Linked DNA regions of Homo sapiens: region 2 is linked to region 1. A link is a loop called in an ENCODE intact Hi-C map of the cell type or tissue named here. Cell type or tissue: heart left ventricle. All regions are shown on one strand.

The links. Hi-C counts contacts between places; a loop is a spot of excess contacts. Peaks named below come from ENCODE experiments on the same cell type or tissue, not always from the same donor. Only the 100,000 strongest peaks of a DNase experiment are listed, where the experiment ranks them.
Region 2: it touches region 1 in a loop (6-fold over the local background); 2 of 110 quality-filtered maps call a loop at or near these places.

The regions. Positions count from the first base shown.
Region 1 is chr16:75,337,942-75,342,941 of GRCh38, reverse strand. The region is part of intron 5 of CFDP1 (craniofacial development protein 1); the gene reads left to right. Among named protein-coding and RNA genes, the nearest start is that of BCAR1, 89 kb to the right of the region's middle. In heart left ventricle, no CTCF peak of the experiment used is centred here; no DNase peak of the experiment used is centred here; H3K27ac peaks cover 622 bases.
Region 2 is chr16:75,263,366-75,268,365 of GRCh38, reverse strand. It overlaps a transcript of BCAR1 not described here. Among named protein-coding and RNA genes, the nearest start is that of BCAR1, 14 kb to the right of the region's middle. RefSeq lists silencers at 2,090-2,149, 2,330-2,449, 2,520-2,589, 2,840-2,929, 2,940-3,029 and enhancers at 3,376-4,173, 4,174-4,971. In heart left ventricle, no CTCF peak of the experiment used is centred here; DNase peaks (open chromatin) are centred at 225, 2,275, 3,135, 4,295 and 5 weaker places; H3K4me3 peaks cover 3,468 bases; H3K27ac peaks cover 3,691 bases.

The DNA.
Region 1 (5,000 bases):
CTTAGCACCACTGACATTTGGGCTGGATAGTTCTTTGTCCTGTGCATTACAGCATGTTTAGCAGCATCCCTAGCCTTTACCCACTAGATGTCTGTAATATCTTCCCCAGATTGTGGCAACCAAAAATTTCTCCAGACTGTACCAAATGTTTCCTGAGGGCAGAATGACCCAAGGTTGAGAATCACTGCCCTGTGGTTTCTTCCAAAGGCAAGAGGAAGATTGCTGATTCTTAACCTAGCCACCTAACCTCAAAATATTTGTTCTTCTTCCCCCAAGTAAGAGCCTAGAGAAAGGATGTTTTTTTTCCGCTGTAGTATGCAGATAGAGCCCACGTGTGCAGATGTACAGGGCCAGGCAGAACTCTAACTCTGCATTTGGCTTTGGCTACCATTAGGGGTGGGAAGTGATGAGCCAGCAGTGACCTCCTTACTACCTGCCCCTTTTGTTCCAAGTAAACAAACTTTTACAGCCTTTCTGTTAATGAGTCAGCTGGTAAAGAAAACAATCTACTTTGCCAAAGCTATTCTGAAGCTGAGACATGGCAGAGTTTTGGATACATAAGTTCCTGTTATACTGACTTTTTCTTCCTGGCAAATGAGGAAGGATACTAGTGCAGACAGGAGTGCCAACAAGGATTTGTGACTGTAGCAAGTAGCAATTTTTTAAAACAATACATCCCAGACTTTTCCAGCAATGGTAATTCAAAAGCACCAGTGTTCTCTACATCTTAAAGTAAAAAGTAAACTTCGATGTTAACAGAGGGTTATAAAATCATTGGCATAGCAGAAGCCACAAATCAATCCTGACAGTGAATTTTTGGCAATGTGCTGGCCTTTGGAAACATCTGTTGGTGTGGCCTGTGATATTCAGGGATGAGGTACATCCTTAAAAAAGCTATTTAACTTGGAATGTGTGAACTATACAAATATTAGGAATTAATAAAATGCCACTGGAGTTTTAGAAGAGAAAGAGACCACAGGGACCTGCTTCTTTTGCAGGAAAGGGAAGTTAAGAGAGGCAAAGGACCAGAACAGAGTCGAAAGACCTAGGTCTTTTGATTGCTCCAGCTAGAGTTACTTTTCCATGGAACCACACTGCCTCGTTACCTGGCTGCTTGAGTACAGCAATAAACTGAGCACAGAAAGGGAGTCCTAGAAACGGTGGAAAATACTAAAGCAAGAAGAAGAAAGAGAACAGGACAGCTTGGCCTCCCCCAGAAATGCTATGGCTGGAGCTGTGGAAAGTGTGTCAGCATTGCAGGGTCAGGCCTTTTTTTTTTTTCCTTTCTACACTCTGCTGAAACCTTCTGCTGTCAAAGAAGCCTTCCCAAATTGCCAGAGCAATGCCAGACATAGGAGTTGCATTTATAATCCCCTCACTGAGAGGGTTCCCTTGAAGTTTTGCTTTAAACTCTCTGCTAATCTAGCCAATCTCTTATTTTGGAGAAAAACTACCAATCTTCTCTTGACAGCCTCAAGATAATCTCTTCATAATTTCCTTCCTCCAAGGTAGATGCTAGGAACAAACAAAAGAAAACCTTTCTGAACATTATAGCAAAGCCAGTTAGGTTGCCATAGGGTTATTAATAACTTTGAATCCCACTGTGGACTAGGAATAGTAGGTCCCAGTTAAGAACAGCAGCTGTCAAAGAGAATTGTAGCTGGTGGTATGTGGTGCAGGTGGACGGGTGGGCAATTACTGCTGCAACTTGCCTAATTTACAGCCATTAACATTTACATAAAAATTCATTTAAAAACTGGTGCCTTGTCAGGAAGACCCAATGAGATGCACATAGCATCATTAGGAATAATTAACTGGAGAGGGAAGAAAGCATTAGAAAGTGCTCTGGGAGTGGAAGCACTGTGCATGCCCAGTGTGTCTTTGGGCCAAATGTAACTCCAGCCTGAGAAAAGAATGGTCATCATGAAAATATTTTTTTTACTTCCAAGTCAGGAAACAGACTCACAATGGAGTCTACTTCTCTGCTTGGAATTTTGAGAGGTGCAGGAAACAACCAGCCATTACCAGCTGAGGTTTTCCTGCTGATAAATGAACCCTGAGGCCACAGTGACCTGTCTTGTTAATGAGTTAATGAAGAAGCTGGTCCTCGCATTGACCTCATCCTTAAAAGCTTTCTGTAGAGCTGAAACAACATTCCTCTCATTTATAAGTTAACTCTTTTCTTACTCAGCAGATGAAAAACAGAAGACAGAAAAGAATCTGTGACAGAGAAGTAGAGCGTCTATCAATGGGCTTCTCTTTCTTAAGTTTCTTAAAACTTTAACTTCACTTGCAGAAAGAAATTTCGTCCAAAAAATAGTTCCTCTTATTGCAGAACCTTAATAAAACTGGTTTTTTATTTATGTTCTGTTTACCCCAAAGGCAATGACATTTAATGAAGAATTTTCCTACTCACTCTGACAAGAAACTGGTTGGAATAGGCAACATAAGTGGTTTGAGTTTATGTAAATATTTTAGTGTGGAGGGAAATAATGAGAAAATTTTACTCTGTAAATAAATGTTATTAACCAAGCATCTTATTAAAGGGAGCAGATCCTGTCTGTAGCTTACTAGAGAAGAGAAATAACAGTCTCCTTTAAATTGGGTTATATTTGAGTAACCAAAAATGAATTCTTCTTCTAAATTATTTCTTCTCTTAGTGATTGATTGTTGGTGATGTCCCATAATTTGAAGGAGGCTCCAGGGTTGTTGTCGATACCTCTGTTACAGGATCATCGTAGGAGCATTGCGGTCCTGGAAATGTGATTTTATCAGTCGATTAGATTGCGATGAATTGATTCATGACAATCATAAGGCTGGCGTTACATTTGTCTTACAAAACTCAAATGCTTGCTTATTAACTTAAAATTACTATTTCAGTAACTAGAGGAGTCTGTCCTATTGAGGCATGCAAAAACTAGTATGAGAAAATAATAAACAAAACCAGAAAAATCATAAAAAGTAACAGGAAGATTTGTTTGGTAAGCAAAGCAAAGAAAATGGATTGATCATCTTAAGACATCTTCTCCATGTGCCATTTAAAGATTTTTAAGGAATCTTTGTCTTCCACTATAAGATCCTTGGTATTAGTGGTTCATATCTAGAACAGCTTCTACCTGGTGAGTGCTGAAGGGCTCCTGTTAAGATGGCTCTCAAGTTGGCAGACTGAACATGCATCACATGTATGCCCCAAATCCCTAATATGTTAGATATATGTCCTGGCAATGCTAGAAGAAAAGAAGCATCCTGAGAAGTCTAGAAATCTGAGGAATTCCTAAAGGGCAGAAGGCTGAGGGAATCAAATTAAAGGTGGAAGTCAGAGTCCAGAAGCCCTGCATATCCTGCCCTTCCCCTGTAACCGATGGAGATTGGCAGTGGTGAAGTAATGCAGCATTTACACACCGAGGATCTAGACAGCCATGAGCAAGCACATAACAGTCGCCAAACCATCATAAAAGAAACACCAAACTGAAGAAACTGAAAAGCTCACATTGGAGGATCCTAATAAGAACCTAAAGAAGACTTTAAGGGAAGTGAATTTATCCCTGAAAGAGATAAAAAGAGAATGCTGCACTCATGAAATAAGAAAAAAGAATGATTTTTATTTCCTAGACCTTGGAAATAAAACATGATCCTTTAGTTAGAACCTCATTAAAGGGTTGAGTAGCAGAATGGATACAACTAAAGGAAGAAAGTGAGCAGGACGAATGAGCCAAAGAATTGTCCTAGAATATAAAATAAGACAAAGAGATAGAAAGGCTGACAGAAAAGTGAATACAATAAGGAGGCTCATTTCAGAAGTTCCAGTGTTCATCTAGTAGGAGTTCTAGGAGGAGGAGACAGAGACAGTGGAGGAGGGAGCAAATAACCAATGAAATAATGGGAGAAAATTTCCCAGAACGTAAGCAACAATTTGTAGATTGAAAGGGAACACTGAGTGCCCACTGTGAAGTTATGAGTTTAAGAAGACTCAAATTGTACACATATAATGGAAGCGTCCAGAGAGAGAAAACTGGCCAGCCTATAAAATATCAAGGATCAAGTTGGCATCAGAGTCTTCTGGTAACACGCAAGAGGATGATAAAGTAACATATTCAGAGTTCTGAAATAGCATAGTCCAGAACCTAAGAGTCTGTACCCACAGAAGCTATCCCTTAGATATCAAAGGCAAATGAAGACATTTTTCAGGTGTGCAGGAACTCAGTTTCTCATTCATAATCCCTATTTTATAGAATTATCAAGGGATGTTGTCCAGAAAAATGAAAGGGGGGGATCAAAAAGAATAGATGAGCAAAAAAACAGAAAATGCATTAGGTCAGTAACCCTCTGGAAAGTGAGCAGCTGCACGCTCTCAACAGCAGTGACATCACTAGACGCAGGTAGAAACAGCCACCCAGAAGTTCTCATTCACACTGTGCTCTGATATCCATTGCAGTTGTCACCAGAAATCCAGTCCTCCAGATCATGCTCATCTTTAAGATGCTCATCTGTACTCTGCCCTGAACATTCCCTGAATGGACCCCTCTCCAACCCCTCCCTATCCTCTGCTTCTGTGTACACACTAGAACCCATTGGTTCCTTTCAGTCTCTGCTTCCTTGATGAATGATCCCTTTATCTTCTTGCCTTTTCTGAAATGGCCCAGTGGTCCCCTGGAAACACTGCCACCTGCAGCAACCTCAGGCAGAGGCTCTTTTTCCCCCCCATGCTTCACATTCCCCAAGAGTGAGAGGTGAAGTAAATGTCTCTTTTGTAACCCATCATTGCTTCCAAATTCTCCCTGTCTCCTGGATTTGCCATTGAGTTCAGTGGAAGTACAAAAGTATCCAAGCTAAGAAGGGTAAGAGGAAATGAACAGAGAGCAGAACCTTTGAAGTAAAAGTTGCAGCAGTTTCATTGGGTATGAGAGAATGCCGTGTGAATAAGTGGCTGAGCTGGGTGAAAGACAAAGTTGATTGGCTCTGAGAAGGTTGAAAAAATTGAGGCCAGGTTTGGATCATCT
Region 2 (5,000 bases), 75 kb after region 1:
GCCACTTCCCAGCCCTCAGCCCCTCTAGACATGGCAAGGCCCTGGGGACAGAGGCCAGCTTGGATGTCAGGAGAGCTGGTTGTGAAGCTTGTCTCTGCACAGATTTACTCCATGGCCAGGTCCAAATTCCTTTCCCTCCAGAGGCCAGGGACAAAAATAGTCCCGGTGTGAGGGCCTCGCTTAGCTCTCAAGGACCCTCTCAGGGCGCTGGCACCTGCTCTGGCAGCCCAGCTGTTGCTTCTGGTTGGAACTGCCAGCCTTGAAGCCCCAGAGGCTGTTCCCTATAGGACGGAGTGAGTCATCCTGGGATCATTTGCCTGCCAGGAGTGGGTGAGGGAGGAGCAGCCGCCGCCTTCACAGACACCTGGTAGTGTCAGGAGAGGGCATGCACTGCCCTGGTGAGGCTCCTCTGGCTGCCCCCAGGCCCACACCCAAGGATCCCTGCCTCAGAGTAAGTGAGGGCTCTAGCCAGGGTCCCCTCTCTCCCTGCTAAGGGCTGAGTTACTGATGCCCTAAATAAGCAGCCCCTGGGGCGGTAAGAGGCAGGATGAGATGGATTGGAGGGTCCAGCTCCATCTGCGCCCCTCCCTTGGGCTCTCCTTTCCCTGTGCCCAGGCAGGTAGAAGGGATCTTTCTCCACCGCCCGCCCCATTCTGGCTGGGGCACCTAGATATGGGGGAGATGGGAAAGGAGACAGGAACAGTGGGCCCCAAGCAGGAGCAAGGGAGGGAGGTGGGGTCTGGGCGAGGAGCAAAGGAGAGGGCCAGGGTGGTGGTGGGTGGGGGCATCAGAGACAGCAGGGCGTGTGGCCAGGAGCCCGGGCGCCAGGCAGAGCTGCTGCTCCCAGCTCAGGAGCCCCTGTGCCAGCTGGATGCGGGCGGGTGGGCACGGGCAGGGCCACGTGCCAGACATGCACAGAGCGCCCTTTGAGGAGGTGGCAGCTGTCGGTCCAGGCCCCCCACCCCCCCCCCGGCTTGCTGTGGCCCTGCTTGGCCCCTCCAACAATGCCTTGCTGAGCACTGGGCTGCGGACGCTGATGTGCACAGTTGGGAACCCCACTCAAGAGGTGAAGGGGCAACCATACTCTACTGGAGCAGGGAAGGACCCCTCATCACTGCCAGAACAGGGACTTGGGTCTCTCGTGGGAGGCCTGGATTTCCCTCTTTCTCTCATACCTCATACCCCCTCATTGCTGCTGGCCTCTTGGGATCCTCACCGGGACACTCCTGGAGAAAAGATCAAGGCTGCACGCCCCTTGGGGAAAAAGGCTGAAAACCCAGTCGGTGACCTGCTACTGGGGGCTTTTGGGAGCTGGGGGAAGTCAGCCTGCTGCCTGGCTCTGCTTCCTCCATCCAGCCACCGTGGCCTCCTGGCACAGCATCCCTGGCAGGCAGAAGGGCCCGCCCCCCACATGGGCACCCACACAGAGATTCCCTAGGCAGCTGGAGCTTTCTGCCCCCAGGTCCCCGCCATGAGCCCGGGCTGCGGCAAACCAGCCTCATGGAGCTGGCTCCGTCTTTCCTCCCTGGGGTGGGCAGCGCTGACCTCCGGGACAGTGCTCTGGACCCCAGCCCCACTTGCTCTAGATGCTCACCCACCGTCCCCAGGAAGCAGAACAGAGGGGTCGGACCCCTGGTCCTTCCTTTGAGTGGGTGAGGGATCTCAGTGCCTGGGCCTATGAAATGTAACGGGGCATCAGCAAGGCCTGCCTGGCAGGAGTGGAGCGATGGGGACGAACATGCACGTGCCCAGTGGCTGCAGGTGCCATGTGTGGGCACCATGGTAGATGCGAAACAGCTGAAATTGGGGGTGTTTAGCCTGGGGAAAGGAAGTCTCAGGCCCACGAAGGCTCGTCTTCCAGCCTCTGGGAGGACGGTGGGCTGAGGGTGGGCCCAGGAGTGGGGGTTACAGGGACACAGGATCCTCCCTAGAAGCCAGGTCAGATGTCACTGTCAGGGCGACCCCAGGATGAGCTAGACTGTTTCCGGGGTGGGGAGCTCCTCTTCCCTGGGGGTCTCGGGGCTCGCTCTCAGCTGGGGGAGGGCAGAGGGGCTCCGGGAGGCCTGCTATGCTGCCCCGCGATCACCTTCCGCCGGCCGAGCCCTCCCGGTCTGCGCCCGGACACAGGGCCTAGGAGCCCGGCCAGGGCCACAGGGCAGTGTAGTGTTGGGGGAGGGGACTGGTTGGGCGACCCAGAGCTGGTGCGACTGGAGGTGGCCCGCGAGGGATCGGCGAGGAGCGGAGGAGACCGCGCCTCCCCGCCGCGTTGGGCCGACAGAAAAAGGCCTAGGTCCGGGGTCCTCACCTTTAACGCGTCCCTGGCCGCGGAGACGGTGGGGGGGGCGGCGCGGGCGGCGCATGCGCGGCGCGGCTGGAGCGGCCGGACAGTCCGGCGTCCGGGAACGCTCAGGAGCCGGAGGAGCCGGAAAGCGCCGGGACCCCTCGCGGGGCCTCTGAGCGGCGCGGGCGGACCCGAGCCCCCAGCCCGCTGGCGCCGCTGCCCGCCAGGCCCCGGGGGCGGCGGCCAAGATGTCCGTGCCTGTGAGTACCGCGCCGCCCGGGACCCCGGGCCGGCTGTCCCCCGCCCGGCTGCGACCTCGCCCCGCCCGCTGCGGGCCTGATGCCGCGTTGGCTCCCGGACTGGGGGTCGCCTCACTGGGGCCTCCTCGGCCCCGGGGGAGAGCGCACCGGCTGGGGGAGGCTCCCCCAAGCCGGCCTCTCTGCCCCCGCCTTTCCATCCTCTTTCAGGAGAGCTGGATCGGGCTGGGGTCCGTACTGTCCCCTCGGGGAGCCCCCCAAGATGGCTAGGTCGGGAAGACTCTTTGTTGGTCCCCGGGAAACCCCTGGGACAGCTGGGCCAGGCAGGAGTCTGTTGCCCGCCAGGACCCCGCACCAGGACGGCTAGGCCTAGCGGGGAGGGGTCTCTGCCGCTCCCGCGACTCCCCTCCGGGACTGCTGGGCCGGATGAGGGGGTGGGAGGCCTGTGCTGTCCCGCAAGACCTCCCTCGGATTGCTGCCCTGCGGCGCTCCCGGGACTCCCCCGGGGTGGCCAGGTTGGGGCGCGGTCTCTGCCAGTCGCCGGAGCCACCCCTCCCCCAGGACGGCTTGGCTGGATGGGAGCCGTGCCTGCCCTCCACGGCGGATGGGCTCACTTTCCTGGGAAGTTTTCCTCTCGCTGCGGAACCCCCGGGGCCCTGACTGGCCGCTTCCTCCCCGCTGGCCGTAGGGAGTTTTCTGTCCGACACCCCCTCTTCCTGGCCGGGCAGCCTGGCTTCGGCAGACCCCCGGGCCATGTTTCCACACTTGGGCACTGGCATCTCTGAGCATCTCAGTCTCACCTCCTGAGAACAGCAAGTGATCCTGGCTACCCCGGGTAACCAGGCCTCAGGTGCAGGCCCCACATGACAGATGGACAGACTGAAGTGGGAGGTGGGAGGCGGACACCCCGGCGTCCTGCCAGGAAGGGACACCATCTGCACCTGGCGAGCTGTGGCCTCCAGCCATCGTTTCCCTGCCTAGTTAGGGGCTTTTCCCTCCAGAGCCCTGTCCACTCTGGCCTTGTTTCTGGAACTGCTCCTCACCCGGAGGACCCCATCCTTTCCGTGAAGCAGGCAGTGGGGGCTTTCTGGCAAGTGGCCTCTTCATTAACTATCCCAGAGTGAGTGCAGATGACCAGAGGGAAGCTGGCCAAGTGCAAAGCATTGTTATTGTGGAATTAAAGAGCCCGCTCCTGCTCGCCTCCAGAAGTGGTAATGTATTTACAGATGAAAAAATGAGGGCTTCCAGACTGTGCTGATGTGAGCCCCGCCATCCGTTCTGGTTCAGAGCATAATCGTCTCGTCTTCAGAAAGAAGGAAGACAGAACATGCCTGCCAAGCCCTTCCTCTCTTCTGTTCTGCTCTCCTGGAAAGTTCTGGACTTCTCTGGCCCAGGGCCTCAGGGGACTGGCCAGCCCTGCTCCTGTGGGCACTGGGCAGAGGGACAAGGCGGACCACCTGAGCCTGCTGGAGGGCCGGTATCCCAGGGCAGTAGTGATTAGGGAATGTCACTCTGGCCACATCCCAGCCTGGGCGGGCCTCTATGGGGAGGTCCCCGTTTGATTTGGTTTGGTTGTCCACAGTCAGAGCCAAGCTCTGGGCATGGAGTCTGGGATGGCACCCTGACCCCTTGCCTTACAGGACTTTGGGCAGCCTTCTTTGGCACTGTGCCTCATCTGTAACAAGAGAGGAACAGCGGGCTGGGTAGGACTTGGACAGATAGGCACTGTCGTGGGGACCTGCAGCCTGGCCACACCATCACGGGCTCTGAGTCATCTCCTACCCTCTCCCTTGTAGTCACAGCCCAGGAGAATTCTGCTGGGGGTGGGCAGAGGTCTTTGCCATCTGCCCCCTACGTGGCTGGCTGGCAGATCACCGTGGCTCTCTCTCCTGGGACCTTGGGCAGTGTGTGAGGTGGTGGGGCCAAGAGGAGAATTCATTTTTGGAACAGTCTTGAAGTGTTCGGAAAATTGCTTTCATGTGCTGAGGAGGCCCTGCGGAGGCTTCCAGACTGAGCTGCCTGCTCAAGCCCTGCCCTTGGAACCCAGAGTGGCGACTGCTCAGGGACACGTCTGGGTTTTAAGCACACCCATCCATTTGGGCAGTCTTTTCCTAGATGGGCTGACGCAGCAGGCACTTTGGCCCACAGAAATTATAAGATGCTTCAGAAGGGGATGGGAGGGGAAGCAGGGTGAGAGATTGGTGGGCTGGTTGTGCGGGTAGCGACCCCCTGAGTGTTGGGGGAGGGGAGATGCCGGGGATCAGCTGGTGTCACCTTGTCATTTGACTCACATGCAGTCCCGGACCCAGAGAGGGGAAGGAGCCAGGGCGTCCCTGCTACCTGCTCAGTGCCCCTTCCTCTGCTCCAGGCATAGAGCAGTGCAGTGCTCGTGTGCTGCCTGGACACCCTGTGGGTATTCCCATGCCTTCCTCTCGCCCAGCGCTCTGGGCCTGACTCTTCCT